Linked DNA regions of Homo sapiens: region 1 is linked to region 2. A link is a contact called in ENCODE Hi-C or POLR2A ChIA-PET data. All regions are on one chromosome and are shown on one strand. The core of a region is the stretch at or near the end of the contact, and the rest is flanking DNA. Distances in the headings are between cores, read along the strand shown.

Region 1 (2,721 bases), core at 211-2,710, 87 kb before region 2:
AAGCAATCTTCCTGCCTTGGCCTCCCAAAGTGTTGGGAATACAGGTGTGAGCCACTGTGCCTAGCTATCCTTTTTTTTTTTTTTTTTTTAAATTCTGAGAGTCTCTAGCTCAAACACAAGTTAGCAGGTTAAGGACTACTCCAAGTTCTGGCAGAGCTAATTTTTACTACTTGGTCTTCAAAAAATAGAGGCTTTTTTAAAAATTTTTTTTGTGACAGAGCTTCACTGTATTGCCCAGGCTGGAGTGCAGTGGTGCGATTGTGGCTCACTGAAAACTTCGCCTCCCGGGTTCAAGTGGTTTTCCCGAATAGTTGGGATTACAGGTGAGCGCCAGCATACCCAGCTAATTTTTGTACTTTTAGTAGAGACAGGGTTTCACCACGTTGGCCAGGCTGGTCTCAAACTCCTGGCCTCAAGTGATCCGCCCTCTTCAGCCTCCCAAAGTGTTGGGATTACAGGCGTGAGCCATGGCACTTGGTCTTGTAACTCCTTTTTGAACATAACTTCAAAGTGAAGGCCTTTGCCCATGAGCTCTTTGACATCATCTGGTGTCCACTGGTGACCCATCAGCTCCAGAACTTTCTACTTTGTCTTGGAAGCTTTGCTGGTTTCTGTGGGCATGGCCATGGCTGCTCTGGTCATCTGCTCCTGCCTCATTTCTTATTGGTCAGTTGCCATTATCTTGGCCTAGAATCACAGTAAATTCTCTGAAGCCCAAATACGTTGAGGAAATACCAGGATGCAGAGCTCATTCAGGGTGGATCTAATGTGAGTAGTTTGATAACTTGCTGCAGCATAGGCTTAAAACCAGAGGGTCGGCCGGGTGCAGTGGCTCATGCCTGTAATCCCAGCACTTTAGGAGGCCGAGGCGGGTGAATCACCTGAGGTCAGGAGTTCGAGACCAGCCTGGCCAACGTGGTGAAACCTTGTCTCTACTAAAAACACAAAAATTAGCTGGGCATGGTGGCAGGCACCTGTAGTCCCAGCTACCTGGGAGGCTGAGGCAGGAGAATCGCTTGAACTTGGGAGGCAGAGGTTGCAGTGAGCCGAGATTGTGCTACTGCATTCCAGCCTGGGCAACAGAGTGAGACTCCGTCTCAAAACAAACAAACAAACAAACAACAACAACAAAAAACAGAGGGTCAGTGGAAATAGGACCTTGGTTGCAACAATGCCTGAGTATGTCAATGTTGATCCATTCACAAGTAAGAATCATAGGGATGACGTTTGTTATATTTCCTTTCATCATGCCTGAGAGCATAGTGGGAGGAAGTGGTGATATTTTTATCCTCTGGGTTGTTGATGTAATATTCTCATGTCAAGAAAAAGACTTTTTGGGAATGTAATTTCCATTTTCACTGAAGGCTCTGCTTCAAATTAGGACTTAACTGTCAGATACTTGCTCCTGGGTGAGCTTCTTGTCGCTCTGTACCAGGATGAACATGTAGTGGCAGATCATATCTGAGAAGAAGCAGATGATAAACATGGGCGGGACCATCCAGTGGCTGACGCTGGAGTTGGACAGTAGCTCCTACCCTCTGTCTTCACTGAGAGCTGGTCTGGCTTCTCCTGGGGTGCCGGGGCTCTTTGGGTTTTCGTCGAGGCCTTCGTATGCTCCTCAGCCTGGGCATTATCTTGGCCTAAGACTGGCCAGGACCCTGCTATAGCCTCGGGCCTAGTGCAGTGATTCCAACTCCTCCAGCTGGGCTGCCAGTGGCCCATGGCAGCCCTGCATCCATTTGATTTTCGCTAACTCTATCTGGAGACTATAGAGTTCTAAACAGAAACCAAAAGCTCCCTGACGTCTTTTTGCTTGTTCTAAGCCATCTCTATTAAGACCATATTTTAGAGTGAAAGTTATTAAACCGTAGAATTTTGTTTGATCACTCTGACCCCCACTTGCTTCAGTGAAAAAAAAAAAGAAGCAGGCTACAAAACATTATGTACTACATGAATTCACTTTGTGAGAACACAAAAAACTTTTATTTATCACTGCCTACCACACAAAATAGTAAGGATTCAATAAAAAATTGTAGACTAATGGCTGAAATGATTGAAAGAATACACAGGAAAAATGAAGTTTTATGCACCAAATTGTTAACTGGACTTATTTCTGTTCCAGGACTCTAGTTGATTATTCTTTTTTCCAAATTTACCACAGCGAATATATAACTTTTACTTAATATTTTAAAAAAGTGTTGTGCTTTCTCTTGTTTATAAGTGGTGAGAGACTGATGAAAGTGAAAGTACTTGTAGAAAGAACTGTGTAGCAAGTCAAAAATTCAGTCATTCCCTGAAATGTTGTAATCTATGAAGGAGTTTTATTGTCCTTTTACTCTGAAAGGCAACACAATAGTTGGGTTGTGTCAAAAGGAAAAAATATCATCCATAGTTTAGGTGTATAGAACAAATTGGGACATAATTCCAGAACTGATGACTTAGTTCCACAACAAAGAACAGTTTCACATATAATAACCTGAGAGTTTCAGATATAATAACAAGTGAATCGTGGCTGTCTTACTCTTGCTGTAAAATAGCATTCTTAAATACTGGGATGTGAGACCCACTCACTGGGTGGAGACCTTTTAGGAGATAAAAATAGAAGTTATCCTTATCCTCAGGGAGCTCATAGGCTGGTGACTATGACTGGGAAGTAACACTTACAGTTTTTATACTTCAATTGAATTAACATTTATTTAAAATAGGAATGATAATTTATTC
Region 2 (3,112 bases), core at 423-2,922:
GTCTCACCCTCCCAAGTAGTTGGGATTACAGGCATGCGCCACCACGCCTGGCTAATTTTGTGTTTTTAGTAGAGACGGGGTTTCTCCATGTTGGTCAGGCTGGTCTCCAACTCCCGACCTCAGGTGATCTGCCCGCCTTGGCCTCCCAAAGTGCTGGGATTACAGATGTGAGCCACTGTGCCCGGCTAGATTCCTTTAAATTCAAGTGTTTATTGCAATGTGTTCTTCCCTGTAGCATTTTTACTTTTGTAAAAAGAGCCTGAAACTTTTGTATAAAAAGAAGGGTGGCTGTGTGTGCATGTGTGCATTTATTGTATATGCATAAAGAAACTCTGGAAAGATACACAAGAAACTAATAACATCAGAGACTGTGGGAGTGGGATAAGAATTAGGGAGAAGGAGGACTTGGTAAGGGAAAGAGAAAGAAAATTGTGTGTGTGTGTGTGTGTGTGTAATGTATATAATTTTTGAACCATGTGAACAGATTACCTATAAAAACATTAAATTACCAAAAAATCAAAAGGTTGAAAAGAAAGGGAAATGCTTAATCCCTAGGTGTGACTCTCCACTGGAGGAATCTGTAGGGGGTGGGATTCTTGTGGCAGCTACATCACATGAGCGTCTGCTTCCTGGGCCTTGGCCCCACCCACCTGGTTTAGTAAACTGGAAGCAAGACTGCGTTCCCGAGCAGATGGCCCAGGGTGGCTCCTGGTCCGGTTCAACAGAGAGTAGCTCTAAGCACACGCCCTTTCTTCCCCAGACATCTCCCCAGTGTGTATTCCAGTGGTAGACATTCCTTTTAGTCTTTCACCCCACAATTGGAATAAGACTTCACATTGCAGGTTTTCACCGAAGGAGTAATGATGGGCCTAAATTCATACTTCGTTGTAAATGTCTGATATCAGATTCTTAGACTCTTTCCCAGAGACCTGTTTTGTAAGAGAGCGATCAGACCTTATGAAGGTCTCAGGCTCCTGAAATCTAGGGCAATGGAGGCTTGGAAGACACAAGTTAATTACTTCCCAGTCTTGGCCGGGCGCGATGGCTCACGCCTGTAATCCCAGCACTTTAGGAGGCCGAGGCGGGTGGATCACGAGGTCAGGAGATGAAGACCATCCTGGCTAACACGTGAAACCCCGTCTGTACTAAACATACAAAAAAATTAGCCGGGCGTGGTGGCGGGCGCCTGTAGTCCCAGCTACTCGGGAGGCTGAGGCAGGAGAATGGCGTGAACCCAGGAAGCAGAGCTTGCAGTGAGCCGAGATCGCGCCACTGCACTCCAGCCTGGGCGACAGAGCAAGACTCCGTCTCAAAAAAAAAAAAAATATATTACTTCCCAGTCCTGTTTGTGGCAGACCTAGATGAAAGTTCTAGGAAACACATGCTTTGGAATCAGCCTGAACTTGAATCTCAGGACCCAGTCTGTTCCTACCTGTGAGCCCTTGGCCAAGTATTTCTCCTCTCTCTGTCTCGTTTTCTCATCTGTGAAATGGGAATGCTAATAACACCTTTGCCGGATGAGTTGACATGAGAGTAAGAGGCGAGCTTGTGGGTGACCGCAGGCAGTGCCATGAATGACCCACTTTAGGTGCTGAGCACCCAGGAGCCCTTCTTAGTGCGATTTGCCTGGGCTGCCTTGAGACCACACATGTGATGCGGGGGTGGGGGGGAAAGGGTAACAGAGAGGAGCAGTGACATGGAACAATCCCAAGAATGAAAGCAGGGCGGCGGGGCTGACTCACCGGATGACTCACTTCCTTGCCCAGGGATGTTCTGAGCATCCACGGAGCTGCTTCTCATAGTTCTCATACCCTTGGTTCCTTCTCTGTGGGGAAGGCAGGAGGAAGATGCCCCTCCTCGCCCAGAGCAGGGATCAGAATGTGGGACCTTCTCCGTCATACCCAGAACCATGGAGACTAGCTGGCACCCCATTTTTTAATTCACAAAATAACAGTCCCCATAAGATGTAATCTTTTTAAGGAAGAATAGTTTTTGCCCCAGGAGTACAGGAGAGATTCTAGACTCCTTTTGCCCTTTTCCAAATTATCACAGGGAGATCTGGACCCCGTAGAATATTTGAAAGTGCAGAAAAATGCAAAGAAGCAGAAAAAATCACCTATAATCCTATCGTTTAAACTTTATCACAGTGATGAGTTTGGTATTTTTCCATTCTATTTTTTTTCTCTGTATTTTTTCATTATATAGTCAAGTTTCTGCAGTCTATATCAGCACTATTCAAAGGAAATATGCAAACCACAGGTGTGAACCATATATGTAATTTAAAATGCTTCAGAAGCCTCATTAAAGAAAAATAAAAACAGGTGAAATTGTGTGTGTGTGTATGTGTGTGTGTGTGTATATATATATATATATATATATATATTTTTTTTTTTTTTTTTTTTTTTTTTTTTTTTTTTTGAGATGGAGTCTCACCCAGGCTGTAGTGTAGTGGCATGATCTTGACTCACTGCAACCTCTGGGTTCAAGCGATTCTTCTGCCTTAACTTCCTGAGTAGCTGGGATGACAGGTGCCTGCCACCATACCTGGCTGAATTTTTATATTTTTAGTAGAGACGGGGTTTCGCCATGTTGGTCAGGCTTGTCTCAAACTCCTGACCTCAGGTGATCCGCCCGCCCTGGTCTCCCACAGTGCTGGGATTACACGCATGAGCCACTGCACAATATATTATATTCAACCAAATATTTCAACAATATCATTTTATCATATAATCAATATAAACATTTAGCAATTTTTATGATTATTAAATTAAAAATGAGATATTTTACATGCTTGCACATCTGAATTCAGAGTTAGCCACATTCAAGTGTTCAGTAGGCACGTGGGGCTGGTGACTACCATGTTGAACAGTGCAAGCCTGTGCAACCCCTTTTTTTTTTTTTTTGAGGCAAGGTCTTACTCTGTCACCCAGGCTGGAGTGCAGTGATATGATTATGGCTCACTGCAGCCTTGACCTTCTAGGCTCAAGTGATCCTCCAGCTTCAGCCTCCCAAGTAGCTGGACTACAGATGTATGCTGCCATACTTGGCTAATTTCTTTTTCATTTTTTTAGAGGTGGGGTCTCACTGTGTTGTCCAGGCTGGTCTCGAACTC

Evidence for each region. A loop is a pair of places that touch in the nucleus more often than their neighbours do. ChIA-PET counts read pairs that join two places held with the same protein, here RNA polymerase II (POLR2A). Pooled maps may share reads with other maps.
Region 1: a pooled map shows a loop between it and region 2 (5-fold over the local background). The contact joins two enhancer-like sites. A Hi-C loop is called at or near these places in 1 of 168 maps with a recorded cell type or tissue (esophagus muscularis mucosa) and 9 of 50 pooled maps. POLR2A ChIA-PET finds 5 or more read pairs at or near these places in 7 of 52 experiments (Caco-2, GM12878, HEK293 and 4 more).

What each region holds. Positions count from the first base shown.
Region 1 is chr16:69,442,756-69,445,476 of GRCh38, forward strand. The region is part of intron 1 of CYB5B (cytochrome b5 type B); the gene reads left to right. It also overlaps the pseudogene LOC100420066. Among named protein-coding and RNA genes, the nearest start is that of CYB5B, 19 kb to the left of the region's middle. RefSeq lists a silencer at 750-1,032 and enhancers at 1,379-1,458, 1,489-1,748. Within about 2 kb of position 1,461, at least 23 of the 41 ENCODE cell types and tissues checked have a DNase peak (open chromatin) inside an H3K27ac peak, as active enhancers do.
Region 2 is chr16:69,529,104-69,532,215 of GRCh38, forward strand. No RefSeq gene overlaps it. Among named protein-coding and RNA genes, the nearest start is that of MIR1538, 35 kb to the right of the region's middle. RefSeq lists enhancers at 523-817, 805-2,004, 1,274-1,983, 1,563-1,857. Within about 2 kb of position 1,673, at least 13 of the 41 ENCODE cell types and tissues checked have a DNase peak (open chromatin) inside an H3K27ac peak, as active enhancers do.